2 separate regions of the Homo sapiens genome follow, and region 2 is linked to region 1. Evidence: read pairs that join two places in POLR2A ChIA-PET (ENCODE). Cell type or tissue: MCF 10A. All regions are shown on one strand. Links, peaks and the distances in the headings refer to the core of each region. The heading gives the core; the rest is flanking DNA.

Region 1 (7,313 bases), core at 1,894-5,893:
CCTACTGTTATAAGTTATCTCTCCCACAGATTATACCTGAAAACTTTCGACAGAATATAAAAAGCAACGACCGGAGGACTCTTTCTTTCTTTTTTTATTGAGATTGGGTTTCGCTATGTTGCGCAGGCTGGTCTTGAACTCCTGAGCTCAAGTGATCCGCCCACTTTGGCTTCCCAAAGCGCTGGGATTACAGGCGTGAGCCACCACATCCAGCCTCCTTTTAAAAAGTAAATAGGAACAGCCAGAGTGGAGAGGAAAGTGAAAATCTGAACCTCTATTACAGTGGTGAGTTTTCCATTTTTCTCATCATCACCTCCCAGTTTTGACCTAAGGGTGGTCCGAGTTGCAGAATAGCAGTGAGCAACAAAACAAAGAAATCCAATCTTTCCAGCCAAATAACAGAAAAAGAAGTCCCTGCAAACTAGAGAGTATCTGAGAAATCATGACTTGTTTCTGTTTTGTTTTCTCTCCCAGTTCTACCACTAGCCCCGACCACAGAACTACCTGAAATGCTGGTAGTCGCGGTGGTACTGTAAGCATCTACAATCTGGAGGAAAAGAAATGTGTCTCAAAGGCTAAAATACCAAAGCAAAGAGGCCCCTATAACCCAAAAATGGAAAAGAAAAACTCTATTATTTTTCCCTCTCTTTTCTCTCACCACTTTGTCATAAAGTGCTCCAGACATATGATTCTGCAAAACAGCACAAAGCAGCAAAAACTCTAAGAAAGAAACCTGTCTTTCTAACACAGGGGTAGAAGGAAAATGGCCCAAGGAAGCCAGAGAGTGTGGGGAAATCTCAGAGAGGAGAGAGCTGAAGAAGATAATCCCCTAACTCTGCGTGTAAACTAGCAAACTGTGTATGCATGTGGAACAGACTGAAGAAGCACAGCAAAGGTTTTGAGAATTGAAAATACTTTGGAACCAGAAAGCAAGACAGATCTTGCAGTTTGGACACAACCAGGTGGAATGTCTGCTTTAAAAAAAAAAAAAAAAAAAAAGTCAACATTCTTCAGAGGATTTTAACAAGAAATAGTCTCAAAACATAAGATTCGAAAACTCTGGGAACAAGCCAATTACTCAACAAACATAAAAGGGTGATCTATTCTCAAGTGAAAAAATAATCCACAGACCAATCCCAAGATGTCCCAGTTGCTCCATAAATAATCCATAAAATAAACGTGAAAACACCTGTAATGAATAAAAATATCAAAACTATCCACAGAGAAACAAAAAAACTTTAAAAAACAATGTAAATTTAAAAACAGAAAAATACAATATCTAAAATTAAAAATTCATCAGACGATCTCAATAGCAGAATGGAGATTAACAAAGTAAAAAGTCAGTGAGCTTGAACACAGGGAAAACAATGAAAAGAGCCTAAGGAATTGTGAGAACGGTATGGAAATGTCTACCATTTTTGTCTACTGAGTCCCAGAAAAGAAAGAGATTAGTGTAGAAACAAAACAATTACCAAGAAATAATGGGTGAAAACTCCCAAATTTGGTTAAAGATATAAATTTACAGATTCAAGAATCTCAGTGATCCAAAAAAAAAAGATAAACTCAAAGAAAACCACACACAGATAATCAAACTGCTGAAAACAATGAAATAAAAGTACTGAAAGCAAAGAAAAATAACATATTACAAATAGGAGAACAATGATTCAAATCCCTTCAGATTTGTTATCAGAAACAATGGAGACAAGAAGACACTGGAAAAGCATTTTTAAAGTGCTCAAGGAAATATACGTATGGCTGTTGAAAGCAAAATTATTAGACTGGTAGGTTTTTCAATGTATGTATATGTAATACATGTCAATATCAGGAATGAGAGGATATTAATACACATCCTGCAGACATTAAAAGGATAATAAGAGAATATTACTCTATAACAGAGAAACAACTCTATCCCCATACTTAGGTGAAATTAACCAATTACTTGAAAGATGAAAACACCAAAGTACACTCAAGAAGAAATAGATAACCTAAATGGTCTTTTGCACTCAGATTTAAAATTTTTTTTTGAGATGGAGTCTCACTCTGCTGCCTAGGCTGGAGTGCAGTGGTGTAATCTTGGCTCACTGCAACCTCCGCCTCCTGGGTTCAAGCCATTCTCCTGCCCAGATTCTCAGCTGGGATTACAGGCATGAACCACCATGCCCGGCTAATTTTTGTATTTTAGTAGACACCGGGTGTCACCATGTTGGCCAGGCTGGTCTTGAACTCCTGACCTCAAGTAATCCACCCACCTTGGCCTCCCAAAGTGCTGGGATTACAGGTGTGAGCCACCATGCCCAGGCCAGACTTAAATTTTTCTATAATGATATGCAACTATCTTTTCCTTTTGTGATTTGGCTTTTCCTACCTTGACAATCACAAAAATATGCTCCATTGTTTTCTTCTTACAGGCTTATTTCTCACTTTAAATATCTGATTCACTAAAAATAATTTTTATGTACAACTAAGGAACCTAATTTTATTTTATTGCACTCAAAGATGCAACTGTCCCAACACTATTTACTGCATAGTTACCATTTCCCCCAGTGGTATGTGAAGCGAATTCTGTCATATACTGAAATCCTTTATATACATAGGTTTGTTTCTGGTACCCTGTTCTAGTGATTCACTTCTATAACAAGCCAATATCACATTGGTTTAATCACTGTAACTCTGTAGTCTATCTTAATACATAATATTCTTTTTAAAAATTTTCTTAGCTACCTGTGTACCTCTACTTGTCCAGATACATTTCAGAATGTTTATAAAAATAACTGAAAATTTGAAATTCCCACCCAAGTTACAGACTAATTTGGAGATAAGTTACATCTTTTCAAGGTTGACTCCTATCAATCAACATGGCATCTCTCCCCATTCATTCAGGTGTTCATTTCCTTCAATAACATTTTATAATTTTATTAAAATTTTACATAAATTTTTGTTTCTTCCTTGTTACCTATTATTTTTGTTGGTATTATGAATGGCAATTTTATTTTCTACTGTTGGTGCTAACCTTCCTAAAAGTCGTTAAATCTTTTTTTTTTTTTTTTTTTTGAGATGGAGTCTCACTCTGTTGCCCAGGTTGGAGTGCAGTGGCATGATCTCAGTTCATTGCAACCTCCACCTCCTGGGTTCAAGTGACTTTTCTGTCTCAGCCTCCTGAGCAGCTGGAATTTCAAGTGTTCACCACCCTGCCCAGCTAATTTTTTTTTTTTTTTTTTTTTTTTTTTTTAGACAGAGTCTCACTGTCACGCAGGCTGGAGTGCAATGGTGCAGTCTTGGCTCACTGCAACCTCTGCCTCCCAGGTTCAAGCGATTCTCTCGCCTCAGCCTCCTGAGTAGCTGGGACTACAGGCATGTGCTGCCACACCCAGTTAATTTTTGTATTTTTAGTAGAGACGGGGTTTCACTATATTAGCCAGGCTGGTCTGGAACTCCTGATCTCGTGACCTGCCCATCTTGGCCTCCCAAAGTGGTGGGATTACAGGCTTGAGCCACCCCGCCCAGCCATTTTTGTATTTTTAATAGAGACGGGGTTTTGCCATGTTGGCCAGGCTGGTCTCAAACTCCTGACTTCAAGTGATCTGCCCGCCTCACCCTCCCAAATTGCTGGGATTACAGGCATGAGCCACCATGCCTGGCAAAAAGTCTTTAAATCTAATAGCTTATCCATTCACTTTCTTAAATACTTTACCAATCATGAGAATTTTTTCACTTTTTTTCTAATCACACTTCATTTCTTTTTCCTGTCATCTTGCATTGGCTGGATTCTTTAGTACAACGTCAAAGAGCTATGGTGATAGCTATCATGCCCTAACTGCTCCTGTTTCAATATATCTTGATGGTAACGCATTTTAAATTTCAGCATAAAACATAAGACTTTGATAGATATTTGATTAAGCAAGTTTCCTTCTAAGTTTTCCAAGAACTTTACATGTGCATATACATGTAAAATTTTAAATTTTATCCAGTGCTTGTTCTTTATCTACTGATACTTTTTCACTCTTCACCACTTTATGTGGTAAACCACACTGAAAGATTTTTCTAATGCTTAATCATCCTTGCCATGGAAGGCACTGTGATTACATTCCCTACATAAATGCATCACAGCCCTATTGTGTAACAGTTTGGCTATACCTATACTTACCCTGTACCAAGGTTCATTTGGTTCAGAAATGAATCACGAGTTTCCTAAGCCAATTAGGATAATCCCATCCCCTCTGTCAGAGTGACTTATTTACAGGTTTGAATGTAACCCAGGCCTACAGCTATCAGTTCATGTCATTTCCCTCACTACTAGAAAATGGTTTCACTGGTCCAATCAGAGTAAAACTCAGAACTTTTATTTAATCCGTAAAACAGGCCAGGGATGGGTGCAATGGCTTGCACTGGTAAACCCGACACTTTGGGAGGCTGAGGTGGGCAGATCACCTGAAGCCAGGAATTCAAGACCGGCCTGGTCAACATGGCAAAACCCCATCACTACAAAAAAAAAAAAAAAATTAGCTAGGCATGGTGGTACACACCCAGCTACTCAGAAGGCTGAACAGCATCACTGCACTTCAGCCTGGATGACAGAATGAGATCGTGTCACCAAAGAAATTTTAAAAATCAGTAAAAGAATGAAGACTTTCTCTTTGCCACCAGGCACAAACAGGTCACCTTCCCTTACCTACCAGTTTCTGCTGGTAGCTACTTTGTAACCAGCTAAGGAGAAAGGTAACATAGACAAGATCAGAGCTGAGTAGTTACCAAAAAAACACCATCAGAGCCTAGATCAAATTATACCTGTGGTGTTTAAGCCAGCTGAAGTTGGAGCTGGTTTTGGTTTTATTTATTTTTGCACCCAAAAGCATCTTGACTTATAAGCTAGTATTCAAAGTACAAATCCTAATTATTCATAGATGTATTTATTATTTAATACACTGTTGGAATTGATATGTTTTACTTAGAGTTTTTACTAAATATAACTTTAAATAAGTGTAGTGAAACTGAGCAAAAAGGCACATCACATGAAAGACTATCTCCATTACACTATTCTGTGACACCCAAGTATTTACTCATTTGTTCAGTAAGTATCTGTTGAGGACCTACCATGCATGAAGTACTAGGGGTAAAATGAGGACCCAGACATAGTCTTTGTTCCCAAAGAACATTAAGACCTGATTTTTATAGGCAGAGATATAGGCAGAAACATAACACCGAAGTGGAAACTCTCAACAAGAACTGAAAGCTTGAGAAGAGCTAACAATTTTTTCTGATTTTCATCTTAAAATTTTCACTATTACTTTATCCCATTTCTTTAATAGTTTCTAAGAATTCAATACAGTACCTGTGTTAGACGGATCCAAAATTAACTGAAGAGATGGCTTATTTGTTTGGCTGGCTGGAATATCTCCAAACGAATGGTCTGAAATCTCACTGGAACTTTGACAATCAACAAGAAGACTGCTTGGCCTTTTCTCGGAATCTCTCAAAATCTCTTCCATGGCTTTTTCCAATTGTTCATCACCATTAGAAACTATCTACAGACACAGCAAGACAATTCTGTTTCAATTCTACCATAGTTCTGAAGCTAAATTTTATGAAAGTATTTCATTTCTAGAAGAAATTAAAACAATCTAAATATTTAAATATAGTTACTAAAATACTAAGAAGTTGTTTCACATATATAATACATTAAAATCCTGGTTATAAAACTAAATTAGAGGAAGATTATTAGTTTCACAAAAGGATTCTTTATAAAACACTTAAGACAGTTTCCAACTACATTTTATATAAGATCCTATTTACAGAGATGTATTTATCTTTTTTTCCCCTTTCTTTTTAAAGACAGAGTCTCACTCTGTCACCCAGGCTGGAATGCAGCGGTGCAATCTCAGCTTATTGCAAACTTCGCCTCCTGGGTTCAAGCGATTCTCATGCCTCAGCCTCTCAAGTAGATGGGACTACAGGCGTGCACGACCACACCCAGCTAATTTTTGTATTTTTTGTAGAGACGGGATTTCCCCACATTGGCCAGGCTGGTCTTGAGCTCCTTACCTCAAGCAATCTGCCCACCTTGGCCTCCCAAAGTGCTGGGAGTACAGGCTATGAGCCACCACGCCTGGCCCTTCTTTTTCTTTTTCTTTTTTAGGAACACACCCTAAAAATCAGATAACCTTAAATTTACATGTCTAAAGGAAAAAATAGGTAAATTTAAATCGGGTCTATTATGAATATCATTTAAAAGGTTATATTTCTTGTTAGCACAGCATAACCATATTTCTGATTTCTTTACAAATTGTTGGCTAGCTCCCAAGATGAATATTGCTAATTTCCTTACACTTAAGTTGACTCATAGTTTTCTCAAAGGCAGGTGAAACACAAAGCCTAAGCAAATAAGTGATGTCTTAAACACAATAATGCTAAAATACAGGTATCTAAAAATAAAGCCACTGATTATTTAAATAAAATTATAAAACAATATATTCTCAACATAAACATTTAGTAATCTCATTTTCAGAATATATTTTATTAGACTGATATATTAATACACTTTTGATGCCATAGTTAATACTAAATAAAAGTCATAAGTAATATATAGCACTTTTAACTACTTTTCCTATTCCTGTTTCTAGAAGACAGTTATACCATTTTCAAGCCTATATAACTGAGTTTACTTGCTTCCTTTTCTTTGACTTAGAAAGTGCAACACAGAAGTGAAAAAGGGACCATATCTAAATAAAAACTCAAATGCTAAAAATATAAGATATGCTTTAAAAACATTTAGACAAGTCGACTGTTAAATCACACAACGGAACGTTACCAGCTGATTTAAAACATAAAAATCATAAAGAAAAAAGTCTCTCAAGTGAAAGCAAAACATTTAATTAACTTCTAAAACCCAGCAGTAAGAGAAACAAAAACATCCAGATAAAGTAATGTAAAATTTAACCATTATGTCTAATTCACCAAAAAATCCTTTCTCTTCTTTTTCTTCTTTTATTCTTCCCCCTAAAATTCCAAATCAAAAGGTAAACAACCAAAAGCAAGAACTTTTTAAAATACACAAACCAAATAATTAGGGTCTGGATAAATCAAACATTGATTTTATTTTGAAAGTCAGCACTTGAGAAAAACCTTTGCATTTTACACATCTCCTAAGTTTCAAATAGTTTTTAATTAAAAATTATACCATATGTAGAAAAGAAAAAAATACCTTCAGTTGAGGTTTTTCTTCATGTTTTGTAGAATTATCATCTGCATACTGAGGAACCAAAACAAATTCTTCACTGTTCATTGTAGCCACAGAATCAGATGATCCACTAACCTTC
Region 2 (7,313 bases), core at 1,354-5,353, 1.2 Mb after region 1:
TCTAGACCAAATGGGCCTAACAAACACATACAGAACATTCCATTTAGAGTAGTAAAATACACATTCTTCTTAAATGCATATGCAATATTCTCCAGGATAATAATGTTAAACTGCAAAAAAGTTGTAATAACTTTTAGGACATTGAAATCACAGCAAGTATATTTTTAACCACCATGGTATGAAACTAGAAGTCAATGACAGAGGAATTTTGAAACATTCACAAATATATGGAAATTAAATAATATGAACAACCAATGGATCAAGAAGAAATTAAAAGGGCAATTAAAAGATATCTAGAAACAAATGAAAATGGAAACACAACATATCAAAACTTATGAGATGTAGCAAAAACAGTTTTAAGAGTTAAGTTTATAGCAATAAATGCCTACATCAAAAAAGAAGACAGATCTCAAATAAACAGCCAAACATTGTACCTCAAGGAATTAGAAAAAAAAAAAAATCTGAGCCCAAATCTAGTAGAAAGGAAACAATAAACATCAGAACAAAAATAAATAAAACAGAGACTAGTAAAACAATGCAAAAGATCAGTGAAACTAAGTTTTTTGAAAAGACTAACAAAATCAACAAACCTTTAGACTAAGAAAAAATAGAGAAGACATAAATAAAATCAGAAGACATAAAATCAGAAAGACATAAATAAAATCAGGAGACATTATAACTGATACCACAGAAGCACAAAAAATCAAAGAGACTACTACAAACAATCATACACCAACATACTGGACAACCTAGAGGAAACAAATAAATTCCTAGAAACATAGAATTTACCAAGACTGAACAATAAAGAAATAGGAAATTTAAACAGAACAATCACAAGTGAGGAAATTGAAATATTAATAAAAAGACTCCCATCATAGAAAAGCCCAGGACCAGAAAGTTTCACTGCTGAATTCTACCAAACATTTAGAATGGTAATACAAATTCTCCTCAAACTCTTCCAAGATAATCAAAGAGGAGGGAATACTTTGAAACTAATTTTATGAAGCCAGAATTACCTTGATATGAAATCTAGGCAATTACACTACAAGAAATGAAAATTACAGACCAGTATTTCTGATGAACATAGATGTAAAAAATCCTCAACAAAATATTAGCAAACCTAATTCAACAACACATTAAGAAAATCATATACTATGATCAAGTTGGATTTATCTCAGAGATGCAAGGACACTTCAACTTATGGAAATCAATAAATGCTATATACCACATTAACATTATGAAGGCCAAAAGACATATGATCATTTCAATAGATGAAGAAAAAGTATTTGTCAAAATTCAACATCTTTCAATAATAATAACCCTTAACAAATTAGGTATAGAAGGAGTGTACCACAACACAATGAAAACCATATATGAAAAACTCACAGCTAACATTACAGTCACTGGTAAAAAGTTGAAAGCTTTTCCTTTAAGATCAGGAAGAAGATAATGATCTCTACTCTCACCTCTTCTAGTCAGTGTAGTCCATTGACTTCATATGTAAGTCCTAGCTAGAGCAGTTTAGCAAGAGAAAGAAATGAAGGGCATCAAAATTAGAAAGAAAGAAATTAAATTGTCTCTGCAGACAAAATGATCTCAGAAAAGAACACCTTGAAGACTTCCAAAAAACTGTTAGAACTAATAAATGAATTCAGTGAAGTTGCAGGACACAAAATTAACATATGGAGCAGAGAGCAAAATGTTGAAATAAAAGCCTACATTGTTTGTTCCCCCTGCTGGAACACCAGACTATAACAACTATCTGCACACAGAAAAGCACTGTCAGAAGAACCAAAAATCAAGGAAGCAATCACAGTACCTCGTTTTAACTTTGTATTGTGGAAAGAGGCATTGAGGAGGGCAGGAGAGATGGTCCTCAATCACCAATGCCACCCATCCCCCATCCCGAGCAGCAGCTGTGTGGTATGGATAATCTCTGCATTTTGGGGAGGGAGAGCACAGCAAATTGGGAACTTTATATTGACTTCAGTATTGCCCTGTCACAGCAGATAATAAAGCCATGCTAGGCTAAGCCAGCACCCATGCATGGAGGAGCATTTGGACAAACCCTAGCCAGAGGAGGATTGCCCATCCCAGTGGTTGGAATTGAGTTTCTCGGCAAGCGTCACCATTGTGAGCTGAAGTGCTCTGGGGCCCTAGGTACCAGTTTAGCCACAGCAGGATAGAGCAACAGCAGGCTCTTCGGGTCCCTGAGTGCAGGACTAGGTTTATGGACAGCATTTCTGGTCCTGCTCTGGGCCAGAAGGGAGCCCACTGCCCTGAAAGGTGAATCCTAGGCCTGGCAGCACTCACCATAAGCTGATGGGAGAGCCCTTGGGCTTTAAGAGAACATTGGTGGTGGCCTAGGAAAACTCCCCCACCTTCCCCCCACTACCATGGACTGGTGTTGGTGGCAGCCACAGGGAGAGGCTCCTCTGCCTGTGGAACAGGGAAGGAAGAGCAGGAAAGACTTTGTATTGTGGTATGAGTGCCAACTTAGCTGCAGTAGAATAGAATATTAAGTAAATTGCTAAGGTTTTTGACTCCAATTCCTGGCTTCTAGATAGCATCTCTGGACATGCCCAGGACTAGGGGGAACTGAAGGGAAGGGCCTTGCGACAGTGTTGTGTTGTCTTCAGGTCTGACACAATGCAGTCCCAGTGATGGTGGCCACAGGGGTGCTTACCTCATCACACCTCCAGTTCCAGGTGGTTCAGCACAGAGAGAGAGGCTTCATATGTTTTGGAGAAAGTAAGCGAAAAGAACAAGGGTCTCTCCTGGTAACCCAGATAATTATTCCAGATTTTATCCAAGACAACCAAGGTGGTACCTCTACGAGTCTGGAAAAAGCACAGCATTATTGAGTTTGGGGTTCAAGTCCCTTCAAATACCTAGAAAGCCTTCCCAAGAACGATAGGTACAAATAAGCCCAGACTGTGAAGACTATAATAAATACCTAACTCCTCAATGCCCAGACACTGAAGAACATCTGCAAGCATTAACACCAACTAGGAAAACATGACCTCACCAAATGAATTAAATTAAGCAGAAGAAGGAATTAGTGAGCTTGAAGATAGGCTATTTCAAAATACATAGTCACGGACAAAAGAAAAAAATAATAAAAAGTGATGAAGCCTGCCTACAAGATCTTGAAAATAGCTTAAAAATGGCAAATCAAAGAGTTATTGGCCTTAAAGAAGAGTTAGAGAAACACATAGGGGTAAGAAAATTTATTTAAAGGGATAATATCAGAGAACTTCTCAAACCTAGAGAAGTATATTAATATCCAAGTAGAAGAAGGTTGTAGAACACCAAGCTGATTTAACCCAAGGAAGACTACCTTAAGACATTTAATAATCAAACTCTGAAAGGTCAAGGATAAAGAAAGGATACTAAAAGTAGCAAGAGAAAAGAAACAACATAGAACGGCGCTCCAATATGTCTGGCAGCAGTCTTTTCAGTGGAAAGAAGGCCAGGAGGGAGTGGCACGAAGTGCTGAAGGAAAAAAAGAAAACTTTTACCCTAGAATAGTATATCTGGTGAAAATATCCTTTAAGCATGAAGAAATAAAACCCTTGCCAAACAAAAGCTGAGGGATTTCATCAACTCTGTCTTATAAGAAATGCTAAAGGGAGATCTTCCTTCTGAAATAAAAGGACCTTTTTTTTTTTTTTTTTTTTTTTTTTCAGATGACGTCTTGCTCTGTTACCAGGCTGGGGAGTGCAATGGCACCATCATGACTCACAGCAGCCTCAACCTCCCAGGCTCAAGTACAGATGGGATTTCATCATGTTGCCCAGGCTGATCAAAAACTCCTGAGCTCAGGCAATATGCCTGCCTTGGCCTCCCAAAGTACTGGGATTTTAGGTGTGAGCCACTGCACCCAGCCCAAGAAAAGGACTTTAATGAGCAAGAAGAAATCATCTGAAGGTATACAACTTGCTGATAATAGTAAACACATAGAAAAATACAGAACAGTATAACACAGTACTCACGGTGTGTAAACTTCTCTTAAGTAGAAAGACTAAATGATGACTCAATAAAAAATAACAACTACGACAACTTTTCAAAACATAGACAGTACAATAAGACATAAAGAGAACTAAAAGTTAAATAGCAAGGGAATAAAGTCAAAGTATACAGTTGTGGACCAAGTGCAGTGGCTCATACCTGTAATCTCAACACTTTGGGAGGCCAAGGCAGGTGCATCACTTGAGGTCAGGAGTTTGAGACCAGCCTGGCCAACATGGCGAAACCCTGTCTCTACTGAAAATACAAAAATTAGTTGGACATGGTGGCCCAGGCCTGTAATCCCAGCTACTTGAGAGGCTAAGGTAGGAGAATCATGGAGGCTGCAGTGAGCCGAGATGGCATTGCTGGACTCCAGCCTGGGTGACAGAGCAAGACTCTATCTCAAAAAAAAAAAAAAAAAAAGAAAAGCATACAGTTTTTAAAGAGTTATTTTGTGTGTTTTTTATGCAATCAGTGTCAAGTTTTCATCAGTTTAAAATAATCAGCTATAAAATATTATTTGAAAGCCCCATGGTAACCTCAAATCAAAAAATCTACAACAGCTACACAAAAAACAAAGAGCATGAAATTAAAGCAGACCACCAAAGAAAATCACTTTCACCAAAAAGCAGATAAGAAGGAATAAAACAAGGAAGAGAAGACTGCAAAACAATGAAAAAACAAATAGCACAATGGCAGGAGTAAGTTCTTAATTCTCAATAATAACATTAAATTTAAGTGGATTTAAGTCTCTAATCAAAAGACAGAGTGGCTGAATTAATTTTAAAAATGACCCAATGATCTGTTGTCTATAAGAAACACACTTCAGTTATAAAGATACAAATAGACTGAAAGTAAAGGGATAGAAAAATATATTCCATGCCAATGGAAACCAAAGAATAGCAGGAGTAGCCATGTGTATATTAGACAAAATAGATTTAAAGAAAAAACTATAAGAAGAGACAGAGATGGTCATTATATGATGAAAAAGGGGTCAATTCAGTAAGAGGATATAATGAATGTAAATGTATTTGAACCCAACACTTGAGCATCCAGATATAAAAACCAAATCAAATTAGAGCTAAAGAGATAGGCCCCAGTACAATAATAGCAGGAGACTTCAACACTCTACTTTCAGCATCGGACAGATCTCCCAGACAGAAAATCAATAACAACAAAAATTGTATTCAATCTGCACTATAGAACAAATGGACCTAATAGATTTCTTGAAGCAAATGATAATGGAAATACAACATACCAAAAGCTATGGGATACAGCTAAAGCAGTACTAAGAGGGAAGTTCATAGCTATAAGTGCCTGCATCAAAAAAGAACATCTTCAACCAAATAATGTATCTTAAAGAACTAGAAAAGCAAGAGCAAATCAAACCAAATATTACTAGAAGAAAAGAAATGATAAAAATCAGAGCAGAAATAAATGAATTTAATTGAAGAAAACAATGCAAAAGATTAATAAAACAAAAAGTTGTTTTCTTGAAAAGATAAACAAAATTTGCAAATCTTTAGTCAGACTCAGAAAAAGAGAAGACACAAATAAATGAAATCAGAGACGTAAAAGGAGACATAACAACTGTAAACACAGAAATTCAAAGGATCATTAGTGGCTACTATAAGCAAATTTGGAAAATCTAGAAGAAATGGTTAAACTCCTATACACATATAACCTACTAAAATTCAATCATGAAGAAATCCAAAACCTGAACAGACCAATAACAAGTAACAAGATCAAGGCCATAATAAGACATCTCCCAGTAAAGAAAAGCCCAGGACCTGATGGATTCACTGCTGAATTTTACAAACATTTAAAAGAAGAATTAATACCAATCCTCCTTAAACTGTTCCAAAAAATAGAGGAAGAGGGAATACTTCCAAGTTAATCCCAGGAGGCCAATATTACCCTAATACCAAAGCCAAACAGACACATCAAAAAAAGAAAACTACAAGGCAACATGTCTGATAAATATCGATGCAAAAATCCACAACAAAATGCTAGCAAACTGAATTCAACAATACATTAAAAGATCATTCATCATTACCAAGTGGAATTTATCCCAGGGATGTAAGGATGGTTCAACATATGCAAATCAATCAATATGATACATTTTATCTACAGAATGAAGGACAGAAACCATATGATCATTTCAATTAATGCTGAAAAAAGCATTTGATAAAATTCAACATCCCTTCATGATAAAAATCCTCAAAAAATGAGATAGAAGGAACATACCTAAACATAATAAATGCTATATATTATAGACCCATAGATAGTATTATGCTAAATGGGGAAAAACTGAAAGCCTTTCCTCTAGATCTGGAACATGAAAGGTTGACAACTTTCACCATTGTTATTCAACATAGTTCTGGAAGTCTTAGCTAGAGCAATGAAACAAGAGAAAGAAATAAAAGGCATCCACATTGAAAAGGAATAAGTCAAATTACCTTTGTTTACAGATGATATGATCTTGTATTTGGAAAAGCCTCGACTCAGCCAAAAAACTATTAGAACTAATAAATTCAGTAAATTTACAGGATATAAAAGTGAAATACCAAAATCAGTAGTATTTCTATATGCCAACAGTGAACACTCTGAAAGAGAAATTTAAAAAGTGATCTCATTTACAGTAGTCACAAATAAAATTAAATACCTAGGAATTAGCCAAAGAAGTAAAACGTCTCTAAAATGAAAACTATAAAACATTGATGAAAGGAAATGAAGGGGACACCAAAACATGAAAAAGTATTCCATATTCATGGATTGAAAATAATCAATATTGTTAAAATGTCCATACTACCCAAAACAATCTAAAGATTCATTGCAATCCCTATCAAAATACCAATGACATTATTCATAAAATGGAAAAAAATCCTAAAATTTATATGGAATCAAAAAAGATCCATAATAGTGAAAGCTACCCTGAGCAAAAATAATACAACTGGAGGAATCACATTACCTGACTTCAAATTATACTACAGAGCTATAGTTACCAAAACTGCATGGTAGTGGCATAAAACCAGATGTATAGACCAATGAAACAGTATAAAGAAGCCCGAAACAAATCCACACACCTATAGTGAACTTATTTTCAACAAAAATGCGGAGAACATACATTGGAGAAAAGACAGACTCTTCAGTAAATGGTGCAGGGAAAATTGAGTATTCATATGCAGAAGAATGAAAATTGATCCGTATCTCTCACCTTATACAAAAATAAAACGAAAATGGATAAATACTTAAATCTAACACCTCAAATTATGAAACTATTACATGAAAACATTAGCATT

Evidence for each region. ChIA-PET counts read pairs that join two places held together with the same protein. Peaks named below come from ENCODE experiments on the same cell type or tissue, not always from the same donor. Only the 100,000 strongest peaks of a DNase experiment are listed, where the experiment ranks them.
Region 2: POLR2A ChIA-PET joins it to region 1 with 6 read pairs; 1 of 35 experiments calls an interaction of 5 or more read pairs at or near these places.

What each region holds. Positions count from the first base shown.
Region 1 is chr1:174,219,181-174,226,493 of GRCh38, reverse strand. It overlaps RABGAP1L (RAB GTPase activating protein 1 like), which reads right to left. Exons shown (of 26, transcript NM_001366446.1): 2 at 7,199-7,313; 3 at 5,330-5,522. Among named protein-coding and RNA genes, the nearest start is that of RABGAP1L, 63 kb to the right of the region's middle. RefSeq lists silencers at 450-589, 5,890-6,009. In MCF 10A, for the core only: no CTCF peak of the experiment used is centred there; a DNase peak (open chromatin) is centred at 4,123.
Region 2 is chr1:172,999,809-173,007,121 of GRCh38, reverse strand. No RefSeq gene overlaps it. Among named protein-coding and RNA genes, the nearest start is that of TNFSF18, 47 kb to the left of the region's middle. In MCF 10A, for the core only: a CTCF peak has its summit at 1,641; a DNase peak (open chromatin) is centred at 3,761.